2 separate regions of the Homo sapiens genome follow, and region 1 is linked to region 2. Evidence: read pairs that join two places in POLR2A ChIA-PET (ENCODE). Cell type or tissue: Panc1. All regions are shown on one strand. Links, peaks and the distances in the headings refer to the core of each region. The heading gives the core; the rest is flanking DNA. Region 1 overlaps TDRD12 (tudor domain containing 12). Region 2 overlaps RHPN2 (rhophilin Rho GTPase binding protein 2).

Evidence for each region. Peaks named below come from ENCODE experiments on the same cell type or tissue, not always from the same donor. Only the 100,000 strongest peaks of a DNase experiment are listed, where the experiment ranks them.
Region 1: POLR2A ChIA-PET joins it to region 2 with 8 read pairs; 2 of 35 experiments call an interaction of 5 or more read pairs at or near these places.

Annotation. Positions count from the first base shown.
Region 1 is chr19:32,827,347-32,832,345 of GRCh38, reverse strand. TDRD12 (tudor domain containing 12) reads right to left here. Exons shown (of 33, transcript NM_001366102.1): 33 at 2,766-4,999. It overlaps SLC7A9 (solute carrier family 7 member 9), which reads left to right. Exons shown (of 13, transcript NM_014270.5): 13 at 1,662-1,835. The coding sequence ends at 1,726. Among named protein-coding and RNA genes, the nearest start is that of SLC7A9, 40 kb to the left of the region's middle. RefSeq lists an enhancer at 2,790-3,311. In Panc1, for the core only: no CTCF peak of the experiment used is centred there; no DNase peak of the experiment used is centred there.
Region 2 is chr19:33,051,657-33,063,091 of GRCh38, reverse strand. The region is part of intron 1 of RHPN2 (rhophilin Rho GTPase binding protein 2); the gene reads left to right. Among named protein-coding and RNA genes, the nearest start is that of RHPN2, 7.5 kb to the left of the region's middle. RefSeq lists enhancers at 5,564-6,087, 6,088-6,611, 7,745-8,245. In Panc1, for the core only: no CTCF peak of the experiment used is centred there; no DNase peak of the experiment used is centred there; H3K27ac peaks cover 1,612 bases.

The DNA.
Region 1 (4,999 bases), core at 1,821-4,320, 230 kb after region 2:
CAAAGTGCTGGGATTACAGATGTCAGCCACTGCGCCCGGCCCATTTTCTTTGTTTTGAGATGGAGTTTTGCTCTTGTTGTCCAGGCTGGAATGCACTGGCACGATCTCGGCTCACTGCAACCTCTGCCTCCCACGTTCAAGCGATTTTCCTGCCTCAGCCTCCTGAGTAGTTGGGATTACAGGCGCCTGCCACCACACCCGGCTAATTTCCTTGTTGTTGTTTTGTATTTTTAGTAGAGTCGGGGTTTCATCATGTTGGCCAGGCTGGTCTTGAACTCCTGACCTCAGGTGATCCACCTGCATCAGTCTCCCGAAATGTAGGGATTACAGGCATGAGCCACTGCGCCCAGCCCCATTTTCTTTTTAATTGCGAAAGACACACAACATAAACGTTTCTATCTCAGCCACTTGTCAGTGTAAAGTTCAGTAGCATTAGGCATATTCCCACCATCATGCGTCTCATCCTGAAACACCATTCTCCTTTGTCTGATATGCAGACATCATCTAAGAGGCCTAGCAGCATTGCAAAGACACACAAAAAGTCATGGCCTTGGCCTGGGGAACTGGGCTGGGGCCCAAGCCTTTTAATGCCAAGGGCACAGGGCTCACTCTTTCAGCAGTCCTGACCCTCATCAGTTTTAGGACAGTTGTTTAAAAGTTTAGCTATGTTAGTAGCCACTTTTGCTTCTGAAAAGAAAGCACTTGTGTCAAAGTACATCAAAAGAGACGGAATTACACCTTTAAAAAAGTCTATATCGGGCCGGGCACGGTGGCTCATGTCTGTAATCCCAGCACTTTGGGAGGCTGAGGGGGCAGATCACGAGGTCAGGAGATCGAGACCATCGTGGCTAACACGGTGAAACCCCGTCTCCACTAAAAATACAAAAAAAAATTAGCCGGGCGTGGTGGCGGGCGCCTGTAGTCCCAGCTACTCAGGAGGCTGAGGCAGAAGAATGGCGTGAACTCGGGAGGCGGAGCTTGCGGTAAGCCAAGATCCCCCCACTGCACTCCAGCCTGGGCAACAGAGCGAGAGTCCATCTCAAAAAACACAAAAACAAAAAGTCTATATTACATTCACAATGTTTTATCCTTTACAACAGATTCAACTGCAGGAAACCCTATTTCTTTCTTTCTTTTTTTTTTTTTTGTATTTTTAGTAGAGACGGGGTTTCACTGTGTTAGCCAGGATATTCTCGATCTCCTGACCTCGTGATCCGCCTGCCTAGGAAACCCCATTTCTAAAAGCCTTTAAGACTTCCTGGGCATCCTCTTCCAGGAGCTCCTTGAGGACAGGACTTGGGCTGTGTGCAATTTAACTCTGGCTGCGGCAGCCTGTAACAGCCAGTTAAGATTTATTAAGTGAATGTGATTAAAAGCCTGCCTGTTTCTCCTGTTCAGCTCATCTGAACTGGAAAGTGCAGTCGTCCCTCCGGACACTCCTAGGAGGTTTTTATTTCTATTCCTGCAATTCTGGGAGAAGACAGAAGCCAGGAAAGTGTGAAATCCAACCAGAAGGCAGGAAAGCTGGCCATCCTGAGCACAGGGTCTAGGTGACGCATCACCAAAGACTGAAAACAATGTCACCCTCACCCACAACAACTCCAGTGAAACTTTCGAATTTCAGTCTAACTAACTGTACTCATTTTTGACTCTTATTTCAGAGCCGATTACCATGCACCTTCAGATGCTAATGGAAGTGGTCCCACCGGAGGAAGACCCTGAGTAACAAGCTCCGTCTCTTGTAGCCAAGTCAGCTGAATTTATTTTCTTAAGCAATATTTGTGGTTATTTCTTCCTTTTTTTCTTACGAATAAAATATACTCAGATGTTTAAAATATTGTTATTTTTAGATATTCTTAGTTCTCTGAGTGGGGGTTCTAGAAAGGGGAAGTGGCAAGTGTTTGTTTGCTAAAGTTGTTGTCAGGTGAGATGTCACCTAACAAACAAGAGGCAGATGCTTAGGGAAGGGCTGAATAAAAGCCTCCATTACAGTGGCAGCTATTTAACAAGGGGCACATCACACTTAAATGAAAGGTGTTCTTTAAACTCAATGTCAATAAGGTCTCTTATATAAAATGGATGACATTTTTGCTTTGATTGATTGATTGATTGCTATAGATTTTAAAACAACAGTAAATTACTGGCCAGGTGTGGTGGCTCACGCCTATAATCTCAGCACTTTGGGAGGCCAAGGCGGATAGATCGCTTGAGTCCAGGAGTTCAAGACCAGCCTGGGCAACATGGCAAAATCATGTATCTAATCTATAAAAAACATAAAAAAATTAGCCAGGCATCGTGTTGCACACCTGTAGCCCCAGCTACTCAAGAGGCTGAGGTGGGAGGATCACCTGAGCCTGGAGTCCAGGGTGTAGTGAGCCATCATCATGCCACTGCACTCCAGCCTGGATGACAGAGACCCCAACTCAAAAAGTAAATAAATATACAAAAATATTAAAGTACAAATGTTTCTCACCCACTCTCCCCTACCCTAAAAGTAAAGTACTGGCGCCCTGTGCTGAACCTGTGATGTGCGTGCCATGTATCTATCTATCTGCCAGGATGAATGGCAAGAGCTGAGCCTCCATCCAGAACCCTCCACAGCCGGTGTGCTCATCACGAGGGTCGCCTGCATTGCCAGTCAGCATCGCTGGCTCCCTAGCAGCCTTCACGGGCGTTTTAGTCAAACCAGAAAGTGTGGTGAGTAAAGTTTTATTCTGTGTTTGGCATTCAGGGAAAGTACTGTTTAAAAAATGTAAAAAGCAACATTTCTGTGAAAACAGTGAAATTTTATTGATGATACACTGCGGAAGACATCCATACCACAACTAAGCATGAGCGATTTTAGAAGCATAGAGACAAAGGCACTTTCACCTTGCATTTTAGATATTTGACCAAAACTTGAAATCAGACATATTCATAGCAGTACAGAAAACCAATGACTAATTGTTCACATAATCAGCATCCTATATCCTACAAAATGTTAGCTTCAGATATTAGAACATTTGAATGTCTGAAAAAAGAAACAGATCTAAGCATGCAGTTGTCCTCCCTGCATTTTCACGAGTGCACAGGAAACACATTGTCACTAGCTATTATCATTTGCTGTGCTGTATGAAAGAGACTCGGCGCACCTGGGTGTAAACAGCAGGCAGCTGGTGCGCACGGGGCGCCACTGGACGGCGGCCTGGTCTCTGCCCCCAGAGCTCCACCAACAGGGCAGCAGCCACATGCAGAGAAACAGACACTGATATGGGTGTTAGAAGAGCTCCACAGTCAAAACCTTCACCAGCAAAAACACCAGAACTTTCTACTTCCCAAGAGCCTGCCCAATTTAGCTACAAAAAAGGAAAATCACCATCTTCCTTCATGGGCTGATTTGATACCTGCCAGTCACCCTGCGAAGGCCATAGCAGTGACCTGGGCACACTCCCGGCAGCTGTCCTGGCTGCACAGCGTGTCCTCCCAGGGGAGGCCAGGGCTCTGAGCCCCCATCAGAGCCACTGGGCAGAAAAACTGCCCAACCCAGCAGCACTCGGCGGGCGCTCCCTGAGACAAGGCCAGGCCACACAATGAGGGGATGTCTCATTTTACAGATGAGAAAACTGAGCCAGAGTGTGATCCAGACCTGCTCACAGGACAGCTTGATGACAAAGTTCACCTCTAGTTCAAGCGGTGGCTTCTGCTGGGACATACATAAGCCTGGGCATTGGCGCTTTCTGATACAAAAAAATAATAAAGATCTTGGGGCCGTCACACAACACTCATGTTCTATCCAAATTCTTTTCCATTCCGAGGCAAAGCTGATAAACAAGACACAGAGTGCACAGGACTTTTAATTTCCCAATAGCTCACCTTTCTCGCTTTTTCAGTCAACAAAGAAACCCAAAGCACAAAAGCCAGCCTCTGGGTGTGGCCATGACTACATACACTCCTCCCCTAAACCTGGTGACCCCCCCCAGTGCTGCAGCCACAATGCAGATGGGGTGGCGAATGTCTGCAGGGCTCACGACATGTAGGCATTCAAAGATCACCTCCAGGCACCCCACAGGCCCTTGTGAATTTCCACTAAAAAGCAACCTTTGTGCCATTTGCTCAGGACTCTGCAGGTCCAAGGGATTGTTTAGAACCAGCAGCTTCACCCCGGAAAGGCCTGGGTCTTACTGAGCAATCCAATTTCTATCCCTGGACTATCTCTTCATCAGAAGTCAACTTACTCTGAGGAGCTATCACTATCCAAGAATGCTAACACTATCAATTCACATAGATGGTTATGTTAAATCCCACTATCTCATGGTTGAAAGGGCTGGTTCAACAGTTGCTGAGTCTAAGTGTGTACATTAGAAACCTCAATTTATATGTGTAAGATCAGGTTTGTAGCAATGTAGCAAAGGTCTAGGTGAAAAAAAATGAATGGACTGACTCCAGACAGTGCATTTCATCACCCAGATGCATGTCTGCTCTGCCAGGGTGAGTGGCGAGAGGCGCCAGACAGGACAGACAAGCCGGCGGAATCAGACCACACCTGCTGTTTCTCTGTGTCCACCCTCCTTTGATGGTCTTATCATCAGCCTATTTTTAAGTCAATGAAGAATTTCTCACCGTTATCAAGTCCAGCACCACAAGGTGACAGTAATCATTTATCCTTGAGGTAAAGAAAGATTTGGTTGGCCGGGTGTGGTGGCTCACACCTGTAATCCCAGCACTTTGGGAGGCTGAGGTGGGAGGATTACCTGAGGTCAGGAGTTCGAGACCAGCCTGTCCAACATGGTGAAACCCTGTCTCTACTAAAAATACAAAAATTGGTCAGGCATGGTGGCACATGCCTGTAATCCCAGCTACTCGGGAGGCTGAGGCAGGAGAATTGCTTGAGCCTGTGAGGCAGAGGTTGCAGTGAGCCAAGATCATGCCACTGCACTCCAGCCTGGCCGACAGAGCAAGACTCTGTCTCAAAAAAAAAAAAAAAAAAAAAAAAAGAAAAGAAAAGAAAAAGATTTGGTTA
Region 2 (11,435 bases), core at 4,831-7,330:
AAATTGCTGTGTGGCCTCCCGCAAGTTGCTGCCTCTTTCTGGGACATTTCCTCCCCAGATTGTTCTCTGAGCAGGTGTAGCTCTGGAACTCCAGCAGCACCTGGGGGAAAATGGCAGCAAGAGAAGCACACCTGTGAGGGGTGGTCCCAAGCCTCCCAGAACACATTTTCCTGTGGGAGCCCTCCGTGTCTGTGAGCCCAGGGGAGGACTTCTTGCTCCGCACTGGGAAAGAGTGGATGGCAAGAGAGCTAGGAAAGGTGCACAGTTGGGTGTTTTTCATTTATTAATTATTATTATTATTATTATTATTATTATTATTATTATGAAACAGAGTCTCACTCTGTCGCTCAGGCTGGAGTGCAGTGGTGTGATTTCGGCTCACTGCAACCTCTGCCTCCGGGGTTCAAGCAGTTCTGCCTCAGCCTCCGAAGTAGCTGGGATTACAGGCGCCTGCCACCACACCTGGCTAATTTTTTGTATTTTTAGTAGAAACGGGGTTTCACCGTGTTGCCCAGGCTAGTCTTGAACTCCTGACCTTAAGTGATCCACCTGCCATGGCCTTCCAAAGTGCTGGGATTACAGGTGTAAGCCACTGCGCCCGGCTACAGGTGTTTTTTTTTTTTTCCCCCTGAGATGGAGTCTCGCTCTGTCACCCAGGCTGGAGTGCAGTGGCGCGATCTCGGCTCACTGCAACCTCCATCTACCAGTTTCAAGTGATTCTCCCGCCTCAGCCTTCCCAGTAGCTGAGACTACAGGCGCATATCAACCACGCCTGGCTAACTTTTGTATTTTTAGTAGAGGCAAGGTTTTGCCATGTTGGCCAGGCTGGTCTTGAACTCCTGACCTCAGGTGATCCACCCACCTCGGCCTCCTAAAGTGGGGTGTTTTTTAGATGCAGTTTCTCTGGTGTTGGATGAGAGAATCAGGGGTGCAAAATAAGAGGAATCATTGTTTTACAATTAAAATCATCAATTTTGAAAATGAGACCTTGTAACAATTGTTGTGCTACTCCATGTTAAGTCATACCAGTTCGAAGAGTCTATTTATCCTAGGAAAATAAAAGGTGTTGATGCTGAATCTTTCCTGATCTATGACCTGAGCCAGTTTGACCTAAAGCAAATGAGGGTCGGGTGTGGTGGCTCATACCTGTAATCCCAGTAGTTTGGGAGGCCGAGGCAGGCGGATCTCTTGAAGCCAGGAGTTCCAGACCAGCCTGGGCAACATAGCAAGACCTTGGCTCTATAAAAAATTTTAAAAATAAAAATGAAAACAAAACAAAACCAAATGGCCGAATGAAAGGCAGGTGCTGACCAGGCGTGGTGGCTCACACCCGTAATCCCAGTATTTTGAGATGCTGAGGCAGGTGGATCACTTGAGATCAGGAGTTCGAGACCAGCCTGGCCTACATGGTGAAACCCTGTCTCTACTAAAAATATAAAAATTAGCCGGGTGTAGCGGCAGGCGCCTGTAATCCCAGCTACTTGGGAGACTGAGGCAGGAGACTCGCTTGAACCCAGGAGGCGGAGGTTGCAGTGAGCTGAGATTGTGCCACTGCACTCCAGCCTGGGCAACAGAGTGAGACTCCGTACCCCTGCAACCCAAAAAAAAAAAAAAATCCCAGCACTTTGGGAGGCTGAGTCTAGTGGATCACGAGGTCAGGAGATCGAGACCTTCCTGGCTAACACAGTGAAACCCCGTCTCTACTAAAAATACAAAAAATTAGCCGGGCGTGGTGGCGGGTGCCTGTAGTCCCAGCTACTCGGGAGGCTGAGGCAGGAGAATGGCGGAGCTTGCAGTGAGCCGAGATTGCGCCACTGCCTGGGTGACAGAGCGAGACTCCGTCTCAAAAAAAAAAAAAAAAAAAAAGAAAGGCAGGTGCTGTCCAGGTGAAAGGAGAGAAAGAGCCCTTCAGGAAGAGGGAACAGCTTGGACAGAGCTGTGGACTTGTGAGTGCTTTGTAGGCCCCCCCAGGGTGTGGAGGTGTTTGTGGGAGCCAGGCAGTTCAGGGTCATGCATCTTGCTTGACCTGGGAACTGTGGAATCCATCAAAGTATTTAAAGCAGGACCAGACCTGTGAGATTTGTGTAAGAAAAAGACCGCTTTGACACGTGAATGGTGAATGGGTGGCGAATGGGAAAGAAGCTATGGTGGAGCCAGGCAGGGAGGCATTGGGAGGATTTAGCCCCTTGTAATACCTATCATCTTTGCCCTTCCTTCTCTTTTACGGACTACTGATGATGCAGTCAGTGACAGTGCTGTGAGTGGGGTGCAGTGCCTCACACCTGTAATCTCAGCATTTTGGGAGGCCAAGGTGGGAGGATTGCTTGAGGCCAGGAATTCAAGCCCACTCTGGGCAATAAGCAAGACCCCATCTCTATAAGAAGTTTAAAAATCAGCCTGGCATAGTGTTGTGTTCCTGTAATCCCATATACTCAGGAGGCCTAGGTGGGAGGATATCCGGAGCCCACGAGGTTGAGGCTGCAGTGAGCTGTTATCATGTCACTGCACTCCAGCCTGGATGACAGAGTGAGACCTTGTCTCACAAAAAACAAACAAACAAACAAAGAAACGGCCGTGTAAACACAGCCTCAATCACCCATTCTTTCCACCAGCTTGCACCCTTAGCTCAGACCAGGGGTCCACACAGAAGGCAGGGATTCTAGTGATGAGGAGGTTGGAATGATAGAGCTGGAGAAAGGGCAATATCTGGCAGAGAGGGAAAGAACTGATGTGATTGGCAGGGAAGGAGCTGCCAATGAGAATCCAAAATGCCTGCCTATTAGCCAGGTGTGGTGGCACCCAGCTATGGTCCCACCTACTCAGGAGGCTGAGGCAGCAGGATCGCTGAGCCTGGGAGATGGAGGCTGCAGTGAGCCGAGATCACGCCACTGCATTCCAACCTGGACAGCAGAATGAGACCCTGTCTCAAAAAAAACGTCACAATGCCTGCCTGAGGTGTCTGGTCATGCGCCTCCTCAAGATCCATGAATGCGGGTGAACGCGGAGGCTAGTGTGTAGACTTGATGGCCCTCATGGGATATCCATGTGGCGGTCCCAGCAGAGAGCCCACTCCATGGGCCCAGCAGCCATGCAGGCGCCCTGGCTGGAGATGCAGTTTTGGGTGGCACCAACTGGGAGGCAGTTGGGGTATTGAGTGAAAGGATCTGGGCTAGAAAGGATCCTCCGCTTAAGAGGTGGGTAGAGAGGTGGGAGGAAAGCCAGAAGGGTGGCCAGGTCTAGGAAGCTGAGAGGTCAGTCTTGTTAGTCGAGCAAGGCGTGACAAGTCAGAAGAATGCTGGAAGGTCCTAGATTTAGTTCTTTAGGAGTCGTTAGGAAATGCATGGTTGGAGAATTGGGGACAAAAGTCAGTGTGACAGGGTACAGGGGGAGAAGGGCAGGGAAGATATTGCTGGAGAAAGAGGGGAGCTGAGAAGAGAGAAGGCAGCTTTGTTTTAGAATGTGGAAGTCCAGAGCTGGTTAAAGACAAAGGTGTGGCAGGGCACAGTGGCTCACACTGTAGTCCCAGCACTTTGGGAGGCCGAGGCAGGCGGATCACCTGAGGTCAGAAGTTTGAGAGCAGCCTGGCCAACACGGTGAAACCCTGTCTCTACTAAAAATACAAAAAATGAGCAAGGCGTGGTGGCGGGCACCTGTGATCCCAGCTACTCGGGAGGCTGAGGCAGGAGAATTGCCTGAACCTGTGAGGTGGAGGTTGCAGTGAGCCGAGATCGCGCCACTGCACTCTAGCCTGAGCAGCAGAGCGAGACTCCGTCTCAAAAAAAAAAAAAATGATAAAAGAAAAAAACAAAAGTGAAGAAGTTGGGTGGGGAATGGCTGGAGATTCAGGGAGAAGGTGAGCTGGGGATGGGGCCCAGGAGTCGAGGCGGGGGGTGAAGATTGCCAACAGCTGCTGCATTGATTGGGTGGCTGAGCCAGCCGGGGGCAGTGAGTGAGAACCCATGAGGCTTCCCATCTTGTATTATTATTATTTTTTTTTGAGACAGAGTCTTGCTCTGTCCCCCAGGCTGGAGTGCAGTGGCACAATCTCAGCTCCCCGCAACCTTCACCTCCTGGGTTCAAGCGATTCTCATGCCTCAGCCACCTGAGTGGCTGAGACTACAGATGTGCGCCACCATGCCCGGCTAATTGTATTTTTTAGTAGAGACAGGGTTTCACCATGTTGGTCAGGCTGGTCTTGAACTCCTGACCTCAAGTGATCCACCCACCTTGGCCTCCCAAAGTGCTGGGATTATAGGTGTGAGTCCCTGCACCTGGACCTGTATTTTGACTATTGGGATTTCTTTGTTGTTATTGAGACGGAGTCTCGCTCTGTCGCCAGGCTGGAATGGAATGGCGGGATCTTGGCTCACTGCAACCTCCGCCTCCCGGGTTCAAGTGATTCTCCTGTCTCAGCTTCCTGAGTAGCTGGGACTACAGGCGCGTGCCACCACGCCCAGCTAATTTTTGTATTTTTAGTAGAGTTGGGGTTTCACCATGTTGTCCAGGATGGTCTCAACCTCTTGACTGCGTAATCCACCTGCCTCGGCCTCCCAAAGTGCTGGGATTACAGGCATGAGCCACTGCGCCTGGTGACTATTGGGATTTTATGCACACTTAAGGATCAAATGAATTTCCACTGAAGTCAGGCTTCTCTTTCATCCTGTTCTCTGTGTCATGCCTTCCCTCCCCTTTTCTTTAAAATGACATTATGCTCCATTCATCCGAAAAGGATTTATGGAGCGACAGCTCAGTGCCTGACCCCTCCTCAGGTTCTGGGGCATTCCAGACCCTGACTCGATACAGTTTCTTTGGCAGCAGTTCCCAGCAGGTCTCGTTTCCTGGAGTGCTGAGCAGTGCTGGGAATTGGTGCTTTGTTGGGATGGCTCCGGCCATGCTTGAAAAGGAATCAGCCTCTTGGCTTTTTTTGTTTCTGAAATGGAGTCTCGCTCTGTTGCCCAGGCTGGAGTGCAGTGGTGCACTCTCGGCTCACTGCATCCTCCGCCTCCGGGGTTCAAGCAATACTCCTGCCTCAGCCTCCCAAGTAGCTGGGATTATAGGCACCCGCCACCATGCCCAGCTAATTTTTGTATTTTTAGTAGAGATGGTGTTTCACTATGTTGTCCAGGCTGGTCCTGAACTCCTGACCTCAAGTGATTTGCCCGCCTTGGCCTCCCAAAGTGCTGGGATTACAGGTGTGAGCCACTGCGCCGAGCCCAGGAGTCCCCTTGTTAATTGGTCTTTTTGGAATCAGGTAGGATGACTTGGCTGTACAGAGCCTCAAGACATAACTTAGCCTCAGGTTGGAAATGGACACCCGCAGTACAGATCTCCTGGTCTGGGCTGGTACCTTGGGAGGTCTCTGAAAAAAGAAACCTTTCAGGTCTATTTTTTTTTTTCTATCTTTTTTTTTTTTTTTGAGATGGAGTTTCGCTCTGTCACCCAGGCAGGAGTGCAGTGGCACGGTCTTGGCTCACCACAGCCTCTGCCTCCTGGGTTCAAGTGATGTGCCTCAGGCTCCTGAGTAGCTGGGATTACAGGCATGTGCCATCATGCCCGGCTAATTTTGTATTTTTAGTAGAGACAAAGTTTCTCCATGTTGGTCTCGAACTCCAGACCTCAGGTGATCTGCCTGCCTTGACCTCCCAAAGTGCTGGGATTACAGGCGTGAGCCATCATGCCCAGCCTCAGGTCTATTATAAAATCATGTCTCTCACTTTTTTCTTTTCTTTTCTTGTCTTTTCTTTCTTTTTTGACAGGGTGTTGCTGTGTCATCCAGGCTGGAGTGCAGTGGCATGATCATAGCTCACTGCAGCCTCAACCTCCCTGGCTCCAGTGATCCTCCTGTCTCAGCCTCCTGAGTAGCTGGGACAACAGGCATGAGCCACAAAGCCTGGCTAATTTTTAAATTTTTTGTAGAGACGGTCTCACTGTGTTGCCTGGGCTGGCCTCGAACTCTTTTTTTTTTTTTTTTTGAGACAGAGTCTGGCTCTGTTGCCCAGGCTGGAGTGCAGTGGCACCATCTCGGCTCACTGCAAGCTCCACCTCCCGGGTCCACGCCATTCTCCTACCTCAGCCTCCTGAGTAGCTGGGACTACAGGCGACCGCCACCATGTCCGGCTAATTTTTTTTTTTTTTTTTGTATTTTTATTAGAGATGGGGTTTCACCATGTTAGCCAGGATGGTCTCAATCTCATGACCTTGTGATCTGCCCGCCTCGGCTTCCCAAAGTGCTGGGATTACAGGCGTGAGCCACTGCGCCCGGCCTGGTCTCGAACTCTTTGGGCCCAAGCCTCAGCCTTCCACAGTGCTCGGATTACAGGCATGAGCCACCGCACCCAGCTTTCCCTGGCTTCTCACTATATTTTTTCTTTCTCATTATGTTACTGTGTTTAAACAGAGGTACAGCTCTATAAGATTATTATAAATTACTTTCTCAACTTATATTACTATAATTTCTCAAGAAGTGGAAATGCAACTTCTTTTCCCCAGATTTTTATGCTCTTCCTACTGAAAATCTTGGAAGAATTATTGTTCTCTGGCCTGTAGTTAAATGCAGAGTAATGTAATTTTCTAGAATGCTGCATCCTGATAGAGATTCCTTTTCTGCAACTGCCCCTGTACCCCACAGTACTAAAACTCACAGGAAAATCTGTTGTGGCCATGAAGAAAAGCAGCTGGAAGGCCGGGGGTGGTGGCTCATGCCTGTAATCCCAGCACTTTGGGAAGCTGAGGTGGGTGGATCACCTGAGGTTGGGAGTTCGAGACCAGCCTGACCAACATGGAGAAACCCCGTCTCTACTGAAAATACAAAATTAGCTGGGTGTGGTGGTGCATGCCTGTAATCCCAGCTACTCGGGAGGCTGAGGCAGGAGAATGGCTTGAACCTGAGAGGCAGAGGTTGCAGTGAGCTGAGATCACGCCATTGCACTCCAGCCAGGGCAACGAGCAAAAAACTCCGTCTCAAAAAAAAAAAAAGGAAAAAAGAAAAAAAAAAGAAAAGAAAAGCAGCTGGAAACAAACTAGAGAAAGCCTTTCCCCAGGGCCATTGAAAGGCCCAAAATGAAAGGTCTTGGCACTATGTGGAAGAGGAGAGTGAGTACACAGTGAGGCATTGTCACTTCTTATCTCTGCCTCTTCATCCTTTGGGAATGCTAATGCCCCAAAATGAATTTAGCTCCATTGTTTTTACTCAAGAGCTGTAGGAGAAGTTGTTTCTTGTTCACAGAAACCTCCAGCCTGGACAGGGCCTCCGGGTTCATTGTGTCCTGGTTTATGGTCCCTGTTGACTCTGGGCTTCCTGGAGGCTCCGGCAGAGAAGGAAGGAGAATTTTTGTTTGTTGTTGTTTTTTTTTTTTTTTAACCCAGAAGCTCCTTGCAGTCTTCTCTCTGCAAGGAGCAGGGATCTACTCTTTGATGAATGAGCAGCATTCATCTTAGTGAGGGCTAATTTCGTGTTAGACACTTGTGTGCATCTTTTATGAACGCTTGTGTGGATGAGGAAGCCTTCTGATGGGCTGAGTCCACCAGGAACAGCGTGGGTCATGTGGGATCAGCAGCTCCAGCTCTATTGGTACTGATACTACCCCTCCGGCTGTTTAGATCCATCCCCTTGGACCCTTGAGTCAATTCCCAGGTGGAGAGGGAGGGAGGCAGAGGAGAGTAAAGGTTGGTGATGCTGACCCCACTCCTGATTCCCCATGATGGTCTAAAACAGCTTTTTTTTTTTTTAAAGATGACAGAATCTGGCTGTGTCACCCAGGCTGGAGTGCAGTGGCACCGTTGTAGCTCACTGTAGCCTTGACCTCCTGGGCTCAAGTGATCCTCCTGCCTCAGCCTCCCAACTAGCTGGGACTAGAGATGTGATTAAAAATTGCCACACCTGGCTGATTTTTATTTTTATTTTTTGTAGAGATGGGGTCTTACTGTGTTGCCTAGGCTGGTCTTCAACTCCTGGCCTCAAGCAATCCTCCCATCTCAGTGGTGGGCTATTACAGGTGTGAATCACTGCACCCAGCCCTAAGCCAGATCTTAAAGGCCAGGCTGGATCCAGGCTGACTGTGGCCTTGGAGAGGGGAGGGTCTGCCCAGCTGCATGGTATCCACCATCAGCCCCGAGGGTCTGCCTGACCAACAGTCTTCAACTGTGGGATCCTGGCTGGGAGGTATCCCCTGGCAGAAACAGAATTTTCAGGGTGACTCAGAGGAGAGACAACGTGATGAACTATAACACTGTAAATGTCCCTTGTTTCCTGGGGCCATTTGGATGGTTGCCACGACACCACCTGATGCTACTGGGCGTTGGCTTTAGCCTGATCAACACTTCCTCCTTTGGCTCAGGTACCAGCGTCCCGTGACACAAAGGCTGCATTGGAGGTAGCCATAGGACACAGTCGAACTGCAGGTACCGCTCAGCCAGAGGCTGGGTGTCTGGCAGAGCAGCAGTAATGGGTGCCAAGTGAGGACAAGGTTCCCCACTTGGAGCACCAGGGACGGAGACACCACGGTGAATGATGTGAGTCCCTCAGGGCTGCCCATTCAGACCCTCGGAGTTCCCTATGGCCAGGTTTCCATTTGATTGTAACAAGAGAAAAGGGGACCAGCACAGTGGCTCACACCTGTGATCCCAGCACTTTGGGAGTCCGAGGCAGGAGGATCATTTGAGGTCAGGAGTTCGAGACCAGCCTGGACAACATGGTGAAACCCTGTTCCTACTAAAAATGCAAAATTAGTCGGGTGTGGTGCTGCGTGCCTGTAATCCCAGCTACTCGGGAGGCTGAGGCAGGAGAATCGCTTGAACCTCGGAGGTGGGGGTTGCAGTCAGCTGAGATTGTGCCACTGCACTCCGGCCTGCTGGGTGACAGAGCAAGATTCTGTCTCAAAAAAAAAAAAAAAAAACAAAGAAGAAAAAAGGGCAGGTGGTAAAAAAACAAGGCTGGATGTAGTGGCTCACACCTATGATCCCAGCACTTTAGGAGGCCACGGTGGACAGATCACATGAGCTCAGGAGTTCAAGACCAGCCTGGGCTGCATCGACAAAACTCTGTCTCTACAAAAAATACAATAAAATTAGCCAAGTGTGGTGGTGTGGACCTGTAGTCCCAGCTTCTCGGGAGGCTGAGGTGGGAGGATTGCTTGAGCCCCAGGATATTGAGGCTGCAGTGAATGGAGATCACGCCACTGCAGTCCAGCCTGGGCAAGAGAGTGAGATCCTGTCTCAAAAACAAGAGACTGGGCGCGGTGGCTCACACCTGTAATCCCAGCACTTTGGGAGGCTGAGGCAGGTGGATCACCTGAGGTCTTAGGAGTTCAAGACCAACCTGGCCAACATGGTGAAACCACGTCTCTAGTAAAAAATACAAAAATTAGCTGGGTGTCCAGGTACAGTGGCTCACGCCTGTAATCCCAGCACTTTGGAGGCCAAGGCAGGTGGATCACGAGGTCAGGAGTTCAAGACTAGCCTGACCAACATGGTGAAACCCCATCTCTACTAAAAATACAAAAATTAGCCAGGCATGGTGGTGTGCGCCTGTAATCCCAGCTACTCTGGAGGCTGAGGCAGGAGAATCGCTTGAACCTAGGAGGCAGAGGTTGTAGTGAGCCAAGATCGCACCACTGCACTCCAGCCTGGGCAAGAGAGCGAGACTCCATCTCAAAAAAAAAAAAAAAAGCAAAACTGTTAAAACTGTTGTTGAGTGTGTCCTACCAGTTGAAATAAGCAGATCATTGGTCTGGAAATACAGTTGATTCATGGAAATGTTCACGATTTGATGTGGTGGGAGGCACAGTAAAAGCCTAGTTATTCAAGGCTGGGCGCAGTGGCTCACACCTGTAATCCTAACACTTTGGGAGGCTGAGGTGGGTGGATCACTTGAGGCCAGGAGTTTGAGAGCAGCCTGGCCAACATGGTGAAACCTCGTCTCTACTAAAACAAAACAAAACAAAACAAAACAAAAATTAGCCAGGTGTGTTGGCACATTCCTGTAATCCCAGCTACTCAGGAGGCTGAAACAGGAGAATCGCTTGAACCCGGGAGGTGGAGGTTGCAGTGAGCCGAGATCACACCACTGCACTCCAGCCTGGGCAACAGAGCAAGACTTCGTCTCAAAAAAAAAAAAAAGTTATTCAGCATATTGAAAAATAACTGTGATTGGCACACAGTAGGGGTTTATAGAGATTTCTGGAAGAGACTGAAGGGAGCTCGTAACTAAAGATTATGGCTGTGTTGACTCATATCGAGCCCCCCTCCACCCCTGTGTGAATGGATTGGGATTCCCGGGGGAGGCGGCTGGGCCCTCACCTCCAGCCCTGACACCTGGCAGAGATCCTGGAAGGGCAGGAGGGCTGTTGACAAGTACTGAATTCATGTTTTTATTTTTATGGACATGGACAAGCTAGATTCTTTCCACCCAGCCTGCCCTGAATCTCCAGTGTGGTGAAAAGTTAAATTAGATGTATGTGTGTATTGCAGTGTACTGCATGCTATTTTCTGTGCTTTCTCATTGATTGCTCTGGCTGACTTATAAACAAGCAATTCTGTTTTCCAGAGTTTGGTGGTTGAGTGAGGGATTGCGTAACCAGGAAGGAGTGAGAAAGGCAGAGAAAATAATCTTTGCTGGAGAAGCAGCTAAAAACACCTGCCTTCCTGTATCCCGTGGGAAGGTCTCTCTGGCTGGGAGCTGGCCCAGCCCTACCGTGTCATCTCTCACTTAGTTTTACGCCTGAACCTTTAGATCCCAAGCTTGCACATTGCCCTAAATTTGCTGGAAACACCTCTGCATGTGTGAGCTTTATCTTTGGCTGTGCAGAAGAAGGGCCCATACTATTGCCTATAGTGGAGGGGAAGCAGGTGCCAGGCACTGCCCAGAATGGAGCAGGGCCCCCATAGGGGAAGAAAAACTGCCCTGTTCCAGGAGTAGCTTGACCACCCTTTCCTTTCTTCCTAATTAAGTGCCTGCCTCCAGTTTTATATTTTTTTTTTAACTTAACATAAATTTATTTTTCACAGTTCTAGAGGCTAGAAATCCAAGATCAAGGTGCCAGCACGGTCAGTTTTTGGTAAGGGCTCTCTTTCTGACTTTAATTCTTTTTTTTTTTTTTTTTTTGAGACAGGGTCTCACTCTGTCACCCAGGCAGGAGGGCAGTGGCAAGTTCTCGGCTCACTGCAACCTCCGACTCCCGAGTAGCTGGGACTATAGACACACGCCACCACGCCTGGGCTAAGTTTTGTATTTTTTGCTTGAGACAGGGTTGCACCATGTTGGCCAGTCTGGTCTCAAACTACTGACCTCAAGTGATCCGCCCACCTCAGCCTCCCAAAGTGCCATGATTATACACGTGAGCCACCACACCAGGCCTTTGTCTGATTTTAGACAGCCACTTTCTCACTTTGTAAGAAACTTGTAACAGTGGCAGAAATGTCACTGTAGCTGTGATCTG